Regions from separate parts of the Mus musculus genome. Here region 1 is linked to region 2. Evidence: chromatin loops called from intact Hi-C (ENCODE). Cell type or tissue: left cerebral cortex. All regions are shown on one strand. Links, peaks and the distances in the headings refer to the core of each region. The heading gives the core; the rest is flanking DNA. Region 1 has its middle 25 kb from the start of Gm32383. Region 2 has its middle 150 kb from the start of Gm32499.

What was found. A loop is a pair of places that touch in the nucleus more often than their neighbours do. Peaks named below come from ENCODE experiments on the same cell type or tissue, not always from the same donor. Only the 100,000 strongest peaks of a DNase experiment are listed, where the experiment ranks them.
Region 1: a loop joins it to region 2, with 2.0 times the contacts of the local background. A loop is called at or near these places in 2 of 42 quality-filtered maps.

Annotation. Positions count from the first base shown.
Region 1 is chr15:31,657,892-31,663,271 of GRCm38, forward strand. No RefSeq gene overlaps it. Among named protein-coding and RNA genes, the nearest start is that of Gm32383, 25 kb to the left of the region's middle. In left cerebral cortex, for the core only: no CTCF peak of the experiment used is centred there; a DNase peak (open chromatin) is centred at 3,165.
Region 2 is chr15:32,006,907-32,012,286 of GRCm38, forward strand. No RefSeq gene overlaps it. Among named protein-coding and RNA genes, the nearest start is that of Gm32499, 150 kb to the right of the region's middle. In left cerebral cortex, for the core only: CTCF peaks have their summits at 3,104 and 3,306; no DNase peak of the experiment used is centred there.

The DNA of each region.
Region 1 (5,380 bases), core at 181-5,180, 350 kb before region 2:
AGAAGAGCTGCTCCAGAGACCAGACTCTTAACACGGAGACATAACGCCTCCTGCGAACACAGAACAAATCACAATCAAATCTCATTTGCCATGCGTGTCCACTTCTCACTCACTATTCCAGGTTTCTAGTGATGTTAAATGTATTCACTCTCTTGCAGTTCCTAGACATTCTTAGCCTATGTTCCTTAGATGAATAATGAGTCTGAAAGTGTATTGAAGAACTGCAACATTCCAGGATGACATTTCTGCCCCTCGTACAAATTTAACTGTTAGACACCCATGGAGTGATATTATTATTTTTATCCCATTTTTTAAACCATTGAGGCTCAGAAAGCTTAGGACTCTTAAGGTTGTCAATCAGTTGACCTAGCCAACATATTATACCAGCTGTTTATCAACAAATGACTGGATAAATACAATGTGATATGCATATGCAGTGGAGTAGCATACCATAAAGAATGAATTGTACCATTTTCAGGAAAAGGGGTAGATCTGGAGATAGCACTGTTAAAGCAAAATCAACCAGACGTAGGAAGATAATTTCATTTTTTTCTCTCGTATACAGAGCCTAGCGTCCAGATGACTGGCATGCAAGCAGAAGGAAGATTTTGTAGGGACAGGATGGGAATTAATGGGAAGGGGAAGAAGAGACAGTAATTAGCGTGCTGGTGAGTATGGCCAAAGTACATGATTGTGCTGGGTAGCTTTGTGTCAACTCGACACAAACAAGAGTCATTTGGAAAGAGGGAACATCAATTAAGAAAATGCCCCACCAGACTGGCCCATGGGAAAGGCTACACAGTGCGTTTTCTTGACTGACGATTGATGTGGGAGGGCCCATGTCATGGTGGGTGGCTCCATCTTTAGGGTGGTGGTTCTGGGTTCTATAAGAAGGTTGGCTGAGGAAGCCATGAGCACTGTACCTCTATGGCTTCTGTATAAATTCCTGCCTCCAGGTTCCTGCTGTGAGTTCCTGCTCCGACTTCTCTGGATGATAAACTATAAGCTGTTAAGAAGTAAACCCTTTCCTCCCTGGGTTGCATTTGGTCATGGTGTTTTATCACAGCAACAGAAACCCAATGGAGACAGTGATGTACTTGAACGAGAGCAACTTCATGAAACCCCACACTGTACAGTGATGAAAGGAACCCTGTGCACTTATCACAATACAATAGGCAGTACAGCATTAAAGATCGCCACATGCTAACTCACAGGACAGCAATAGATGAGATTTCAGAGCAATGAGGAGCTAATTTGGGGCAGGAAGCCCCAGGAAGAAACCTGGGGGTTAGGTCTTGTGAGTTGCTTGTGGTTCCCAGTTTCAGAGCTCAGCTGTCTCACTCATGTGAGAGTCCAGCTGGAATTGTCCTAGCTGGTGGGTGGTGTCTGATGTTATATCATTTCCATTGTGTGGACGGAAACCCTTGGCATCCAGGTGGCTTCTGGACCTGGCCATTGCCCTCTCATCAGTTCAGAGTCCCATCCTTTGCATAAATGGTTGTACACCTGCTTGCCCATGTTGATCTGTTTTACTGAAGACTTAATGCACTGGATCAATAACAGAACTTAAAAAAAAATAGTGCTTACAAATGCCAGCATGGGTTCTTCAGTTCCCGGTTCTCTACTTCAAAGAAGTAGTGGAGAAATACCATATTTTTAACTCTAGCTGAAGCACTAGCCTTCTGTTTTCCTTTAGCCTTTTTGTTTTCAGTAAAGCTGCAATTCCCAACAACGTCCCCTTTGCTGTAGTTCTCCCCTGCTCCCTTCCCTCCTCCAGAGCCGGCTTCTGCAGGTGTTTTGACAGATGCCTGGCTCCAACCTGCGCCCATGGAGAGGCGGATATGTTCCTGGCAGTTCATGTTCCTGCTCAGGCTATTAACAGCTCCTTAAATGGGCTCACCAAGACTCAGTTCAGCCCCAGCCGGCCTTTTCAAGCTTGTCTGCCTGGGGTAGTGATGTTGCTGGCACTTTCCAAAGCTCTTGGAACCATCCTGTACATTTAGCTGCTTCACATGAAGATGCCACCCCGGGTAGGAAGGGAAGCTGTTCTGGCCCTAGAATCAAGACCATGAAAAAAAGAAACTTGTATACCTTATCATTACTGATCATTTTTTTTTTTTTTAGTGAGTCCCTTTGGGACCCAAGAGAAGAGAGCTCAAACTGAAAAGCAGGGTAAGGTGACTGAAGCAGAGGATGGGTATAACCCTACTGTGTGCTGAATGATTGGTATAACCCCACTGTGTGCTGAGTGATTGGTAGTCAGTTAACTACATGTAAGGACTGGGCCATGATCACATGATCTCCTGAGACTGGCATGCTCAGCTACTTGCTTCATCTCAAAGGGCACTCATGAAACTCCACCTCTTTTGCAATTTCTACAGCTCCAGAGGGGATGCCCTGTCCATCAGTGGCCTTTGCACCTCCAGTGGGTATCTGACTGACTGCATCAGAAACAGACGTCATGGGGACTGCACTGCCTTAGAATTGGGGTCAAGTGAACCTGGTGTTGAACTCGGGAGTCTTCACACCCCACGGCTTAGCTTTTGAGTGTCTCTAAGACTCAGAGGTTGGCTGCTTCCTGTCTGGGAACAGCTTTTGGCTGTTGACTTGCCTTGCATGGGCTGCAGTAGAGAGCAGGCCTAATGGGAAGGCTTCTCTCCCCGCAGAGGCCCTGTAAGTGGCACCACTGGGCGGCTGATGGGCTGTAAGCAGAAGACACTTGATTCCATGGCTCTGTGTGGGAAGTAGAGCTTAGCCTCCCTCTCAGCTTTGTGTCTCATTTCATGGAAGACACATTTTAAATCACATCAATTATTGGGTTTCCTTGATTCTAAGCTGTTACTGATTGTAAAACACATTATCTACTTAATGACTATAGGGAGGGGGTGAGGAGAGAAAGAAATACTGCGTAAAATATGCAATTTGACTACAAAGCACATTTCAAATTTTTGAAATGATAAATGTGCGAAATGAGAAAATGTTTTAGCTGAGCAATAGCGTTAGCATAGAAGATTTACTGCTCCAGTTTAGAGCGAGGCCAGTTTCTTGGGCAGCAGGAGAGGCATTTTCTTCTTTTGCAGGTTAGTTATCCTTTTTCCTGGCAGTGGTTTTGGTTCTGCAATTACCGGAGCGGGAAGAGGCCAGCAGCTCCCACACTGCTCCTGAGGGGCGATTTGTGGCTGTAATTTCTCTCTGTTGTCTGCTCTGCCGCCCACCTAGCTAGTGCTGAGTCCCACTGGTGGGCCAACGTTTACCCCCAGAGAGTGAATTTGCAGGAAGATAAATTCCCTGTTCCCTGCCTACATTTGAATGCTATTGTGAGACCGAATAGAATACAGATCACCACCAAATTGAATTCTGCGTACCTGCTCTGCTAAGTAGAAAATTGCATATCAAATAATGGTTCCTCAGTTCTGCTGTCTGACACAGAACTTCCTGTTTGCAGTGTTCTCTGTCACTCAGGTACATGAGCCCTTTTGCCATCCTCATCTCTCGATCTTGGGCATTTTCTTTTTTCTTTTTCTTTCTTTTTTTTTTTTGTTTTTTGTTTTTTGAGACAGGGTTTTTCTGTGTAGCCCTGGCTGTCCTGGAACTCACTTTGTAGACCAGGCTGGCCTCCAACTCAGAAATCTGCCTGCCTCTGCCTCCTGAGTGCTGGGATCAAAGGCGTGTACCACCACGCCTCGTGGGCATTTTCTTTTGGAAATATTTTCACTGCCAGCTTCTTCTCTCTCCCCCTCCCCATAGTGTTCTTGATAATACTGTTTATCTGTTATAGCAGTAGAGATGCTGGGCCTCTCTTTGTCTCTGTCTCTGTCTCTGTCTCTGTCTGTCTCTCTCTTTGTGTGTGTGTGTGTGTGTGTGTCTGTGTAAGTGTTTTACATTACTACCAGCAAACAGCAGGTGCTCAATAAACGTATATTGAAGTCAGAGGACTTCATGAATCAGGAGCCCCTGGCTGGCATAAGACTCTCTCTAAAGCTTTTCCATTGTGTGGCCTTTGGCCTGGAAGGGAGCCCAGGGCCCCTGCTTTTCTTCATAAGGCATGAGTTCCTGTGGTTTATATGCTCATTAGTGTCTGATTGGCATTTGAATACTGCTCTCTCCATGACATAATTCCTCATTAGACCTTTGTCTCTTTTTCCTCAAACTACTAGTAGACGCTGTGGCCCAGGGACATCTGGGGAGACGGCATGAGCCAGTGCAGTTGTCCAGTCCCATCTGGTCTCCAGGCAGTTGCACTGTCCAGCAAAGCAGGGGAGAGATGCCAAATACAAAGAGAAGAGACACGGGCATCAGCTCCCAGCCCAGAAGCAGTGCCCAGGGTTAGCAGAATGGGTTTGTCTAGGTACCGGAGTAATTGGAGTCAACAGGAAGATCCGACATCTTCCTCAACTCCAGCACCAATTTGATCTTTACCATGCCCCATTCCTTTGAGTTTGAAACTTCTGTTTTGAGTCTTCAGTAAAATAAAACTTCACAGCTCTGTGGAGTGATGCACACCTTTAGTCCCAGCCCTTGGGAGGCAGTGGTAGGTGGATCTGTGAGTTTCAGGTCATCTTGGTTTACATAGTTCCAGGGCAGCTAGAACTAGAGTAGTAACTCGTTGTCTCAACAAAACAAACAAGGCAAAATATCTGAAAGAAAACACCAAAAATTGTTGCTTTTTTAGCAGGAAGAGTGGGGAGGAGATGAAGTGCCCACCCACTGATGCCCCTAGTGTCTCTGAGGCTCATAGTTGTCGGACAACTCTTTCTGCCCTCTCCAGGATGCTGCTCTTTAGGGATGCTTTGTGAGGCTGCGGTGATGGAAAGGCAGCGCTGCTAGCTTTCTGTGAACATAGGTTAGGATTATCATAGCCCACACTGAGAGAGGTGGACATCCTCCCTCCTGCCTCTTAGCATCTATGTTCTTGGAGATTCTAAGGGTAGTGGCAACCTGCAGGCACTGTTTTATGTTCTGTCGTGCTGGCTTCTCTGGTGAGATATGGTCACCACAGACCTTTTCCTTCGCTTTTGTGCTAAGACATTGGAGCACTGTGTACGGTTTCTAAAGTTTTGTTTGTGCGAGGTTGTGTGTGTTCCATGCTGGCCGTTTCTGACCACTGTAGCTATTTTGAGTGAGCTTCAGTACTGTTGAGCGTATCTCATTGCTATAAGCAGACTCCTAGACACCTTCACCCATGAGTGTGAAACTCCGCAGCCACTTGCCCTGCCTTGCTCTGCATACCTTAAATCAGATGCTTTAAGCAGGCTTCCTACTCCTGTGCCTGAGATAATGTCCTTAAGTCCATCTGGTTTGTGTCACAGCACAGGATTACCTTTCTCAGACTGAATAATGTTGCATTCTGCACCCACCCACACACACACCTCATTTTGTT
Region 2 (5,380 bases), core at 114-5,113:
TTATTCCTGGAATTTCATGGCCAGTGAAATAAAAAAAGCTTGAGGCTGTTGACAATATTGTCAAATTGCCTTCTAGAAGAGCCCCATCTAGCCACATGATGGGAGAGAAGCCATGAGCTTCTCAACGGCAAGTTACATTAAATCACATCACTCTTAATAATGAAGTTTGGTTTTCCTTTTGTAAATGTTTCTTCACGACTTTGCCCAGTGACTTGTTGGCATTTTAGCGATTTTACCAATGACAAGATTAACTTATATTTTTTTTTTCTCGGGGACTTTCAAAGTTGAGATGACTTTTTAAAAGTCCTCACGTGTTAACACTTGCCAGAGAGACAGAAGCCTCCCCGGTCATGGAAGCTTAGGGAAAATGCCACAGTTGGACTGGGTCGATTGGCTTTTTTGTGTTTGTGTCAATCTCTGTCAAAAGTTAGATGATCTTTTTGACATGAAAATATGTTCTTGGAGAAGAGGCAGATTCAGAGAAATGATTCTTCATTTTTGTGAGTACCCTAAGACTCCTTCTAGTGAGCTAAACCAGTAGGTTTGTGCCTGCCTGCCTGCCTCTGTCGTTCTGTCCTTCCACCTATCTATCTTTCTATCTATCTATCTATCTATCTATCTATCTATCTATCTATCTATCCTGCTCTTTTTCTCTCTAATTTATATATATATTTTCATCTATCTTTTTCTATTTGTTGCCTATTTATCCATCATTATATATAATTTATCATCTATCCTTTATTTTATATCTAGATCATCTATCAATCACCTATCCTCTATCACCTACCTACCATTATCAACCTGTTGCCGTCTATCACTTAATTTATACCTTTATGTGATCTATCAGTATCTTGACCATTTTGATCCAGACATTTTGGGGACAGCCCTGACATACTTGATAGGTACTTCCTTCCACAGAGAAAGATGTAGATGTCATAACCCAACATGCTGTGGCCTCATACTCCCAGATAATAGTCTGTATTTATGCCTTTGTTTTTCCCATAAGCCCTTTCTGCTTTTGGTGATACTGAATGTAGTTTTAACTGGTACTTTAAGTTCAACTGTCTATCTTCATCTCTGAAAAAAATATTGTTTACATTACCTGAACCAACCATGACTTCCAGTTGCCATGACAGTGCTCATCTTTGATACCATTAGTAGAAGTTATCAGACTGGGTTCCTGTCTGACTAGTAGGGTGGTCTCAGCTACCAACTTTGGTCAAAAGCAGAAGAAAAAAGTTTGGATTCTCTTTCCAAGAATCATCACTGATTTGATCATCTATCAAAGATTCTCATACAAAAATGATTTAGGCATGAGATGTCCTTGTCTACAGTACTACAGACAGTACAAAGTGTCATGATACTAAGATGTTCTAAGAGAAATGGCTTGATATCGACTCTGGAAATCTTCCTACTCTGATTTTCATCTCTGTTTTATGTCACCCACTTGGCACCAAATGGCAAAAGCCTGGTGGTTTTTGTTTTTATAGGAATCATTAGATCTGTGGATGAATAAAACAAGAGCTAGTGAGTTAAAATTTTAATGCCTTTGATTATTCAAACATTTTATCTCCAGAGTTTTTGCAGCAATTTCGGCCTCTGGCTAAACAATTATTACACTGTGGTAGTTTTCCTACTTAGCAGTATGTGCCCTAGTATCCACTGGCTTCCTTTCCAACATAAATCCATTTGTTTCAGATTGTCGACACATCTGAGGTTTCTGTCAGTTGCTGACCATCATGCACACTGTACAGAAACACATTGTCTATGCCACTGTGTGGGCTGCAATCTCAGCATCCCAGGGAGAGTTCCTGTACCTGTTCACCAAGCAGATAGAATAAAACAATTCTCTGCCAATCTTATGTGAAATAAAATATCAAAAAAATAAAAGGAAATAATAAAAAATGAAACAACACTGAAACACACACACAAACCCTACACTTTATTTTGGAGTTTGTCACAATTAAATGCTTACCAATTCAAAATTGATACACCATCTCTATATTTTAAATAGGTTACTAGTATGACTATATGATAAAAGCATAATTTATAGCACTTAATTAAAATAGGCAGCTGCTTGCAATGACTTAGAGTTCAACTACATCATTCAGAGTGAACTACATGTCACTTATCTATACATAACTCTATCATCTACAAACCATGTGTTGGGCTAGAGATATCATTTGTGGGATAGAGTGCCAGCCTATCTTGTGTTAGGCCCCAGATTCAATGTCAAGTACAAGGAGGAAGGAAGGAAGGAAGGAAGGAAGGAAGGAAGGAAGGAAGGAAGGAAGGAAGGAAGGAAACAAGCTATATGCTAGAAGCTCTACTCACAGAAGAATCGAGATGTGATTCTATCAAGTATAGAGTGCTTCATCTCAAGGATGAACCCAGTTTGCAGACTATCTTGTTACTCATAAGCTATTGATACTGGACATTTACTGGCAGTCTGCCTCATATCAGTCCCTACTCTTGTTGTGTAGGGTTTTTCTGACTCTGCAGTAATTCCCAGACACCCCAGTTGTGGTAATTAAGACATAGGAATGCATATGAACTAAGCACTAGGGGTAAAGGGCAAACATGACATCTGATAAAGAAAACAGCTTTGCATAAGAAAAAGCCTTGGGGTTTGTTCAGAACTCTAGAAAAAAGAAAGAAAGAAAAGAAAAAGACAATTTTATTCAAACTGAATTTGACTGAGGGAGCTTATGAAAGGTTATTTGTCTTGAAGGTCAGTGGGTCAAATCTGGACTTGACTGTGAGAATGATAAGATGTTGCTGAATTTTAATCAGAGGACTGCTGAGGTTTATTTTCTATGTTTAAATGGCTATTCTGGCCACAGCTCAGAGACTGAGAGAGGATGAAAGAGGAGGTTTTGGAATAGACCAATCAAGACAGGCTTGCCCTACCCTGGAACTGGGCTGAAATGGTGTGGAGAAGGTGGATCCAAGTGTATTGCATCCATTGTTCCTTGACCAGATGATGGAGGAAAGGCAAAGATGTTGTGGGGAGGCCCAGGAGATATTATATCTAACTCCTGAAATGGGGTGCAGAGTGAGACAATGGGCTCCAAGTCAACTTCCTTATGCAGTGTAAGAGGGCGGCCAGTGGGGGAGCCTGACTACAGGGAAGCAAGTCACCATCACAGACATGACAGTGTTCAGAAGTTAGGCCGGTTATAGAGTAGGGTTTCATATTTGGGTGGAAATGAATCCAGCGATGATGGGAAGAGTCAGAGCACTGGAACTTCTGTAGGTAGGAGACTAGCAAGAAAAAAGCAGGTGCCAGGGGAACCTAAGAACTACAAGGCAGGAAAGCAAAGATGGTGTGGTGCCACCAGATAAAGAGTATCATGAAAGGAAACATATTAACAAGTACCAAATGTTGCCTAGAAGGCAATCACAGTCAGGTCTAAAAGTGTCTTTAATGTTTCTCCTTTAAAGGAATGTGTATGTGTGTGTAAATATATACACACACAACACATATACTTTTAGCCCTGTGTATGTGTGTGTGTATGTGTGTGTGTGTGTGTGTGTGTGTGTGTGTGTGTGTGTGTGTGTGTACCATTAGTACCCATTGGGATGATTGCTGATGTCTTTCAGGCAAGGAGAGGCTGAGATGAATCTGACAGAGCTTGTGCTAGAAAGCAAGGATGAATCACAGAGGAAACAACACAACGGCATAGGATCGGGCTGCATTCGTAGTTGTTCTTCTTGTCCAAAATCACAAGTTATCCAGGAAAACGGTCTTAATTGGTTTCTACAAGTTGACCATCTGGAAAGTCCCCAAGTTTGTAACAGTCATGCTGTTACAAAGGAAAAAAAAAAATCAGAACTGATGCCTCCTGAAGCAGCAATTCAGTGTTCTTATCTGAAGTTAGGAAAAAGGGAAATGGAGCCTAACCTTGTCTCCCAGGAAGGAATTGTAATTATGACAATCCAAATGATCTCATTTCGGAGGGAAAGCATGCTGGCTGCTCATAACTTGGTTCATCACCTCACGGTAGGACAGAACTGATTTGGGAAGTCTCAGATTCGTTAAAAATCATTAGATGTGAGGTAGGCAGGCTGACGCAGGGATAATCAGCACTGTCCAACCAAACCGCCTGTTGAGCTCAAGGCTGTTTTTGAGCACGGATGCATCTGGAAATGGCCAGTACTTTCACTGATGCGGATAGGGCTCTTGGTTTTAGTGATGCAGGACACAGGGCTGGGTGTCACCCACTCCTGTCATGGAATCCTCTTTGCATGGCTTCACATGGCACTTTGGGTCTAGTCTCCAGGTTACTGGAAATGCAAAGGAAAGAACCACAAGCTAAATAGCGCCATGGGAAAGTGTTTGGGTATGTCCAGAAAGCAAGATGTTTCATATGCTCCTAGTGTGGCTCTTCTTTTAAGTCAGGGCTTTGGAGAGGATTATGTTCTGGACTGGAGGAAAGCTAAGAGCCTGAATGGCTGAGCCTGGCATGAACATGCACAATCCTTAATATTCTCTCTCTCTCTCTCTCTCTCTCTCTCGTTCTCACTTTCTTACACTCTCTGTCTCTGCCTCTCTGTCTCTGTCTGTTTCCGTGTGTGTGTGTGTGTATGTGTGTGTGTGTGTGTGTGTGTGTGTGTGTGTGTGTGTGTGTGTGTAGGGTCATGGACACTATTGGAAACATTACTTTTCACTGAGTATTATATTACTTTGAGGGTGATTGTGAGTTTTATAGGTGTGCTCTCTGTTCTGGGAAGTGGCCATGTCTGGACAACTGAAAATCTTCTAGGCACATGGCCCCTCCATCTCTTGAGGCTCCAGATAGTTTCCCCTCCTCTTCCCACTCAAGGTATACTCAGTAGTAACAAAGTCCCACAAAATGAGTCTCTGAGCATTTAAATATTCTTCTCTGTCCTCTTGATCATGTACATACTCCAGAGATGGCACATCAAGCCATCTGGTGTGACTTGCCTTCCTGTTGGACTGAGATGGGCACATCTTCCATTTGAATTTCTAGTGGAGCGTGCACTTCACAGTTAGGACAAAGGTCCACCCAAAGAAGAGTAAATGTTTTATTTGTTTGTTCTTTGTGGGGGTGGGTAAAGAAAATTGTGCTGATTCTTTGCCTAGAGCAGAGCTATACACACTGCATTTCAACAGATAATCATTAGCCCAAAGTCTGTCCAAATTCAAGGCATGATTCAAATTTCATAGTGGGTAAAGATTAGGAGAAAATGTCTACAATATTTTGGAAGGCTTTTAACATGCCAACGGTGGGAAGGAAAAACTAGAAATCAACTACCTCCTCACCAGACATTTTGTGACACTTTCTACTCCAACCAACAGGGGGAGCTGTGTGACTTTTCTGCTCAATTCTAAAAGGGGTGTGTGTATATGTGTATG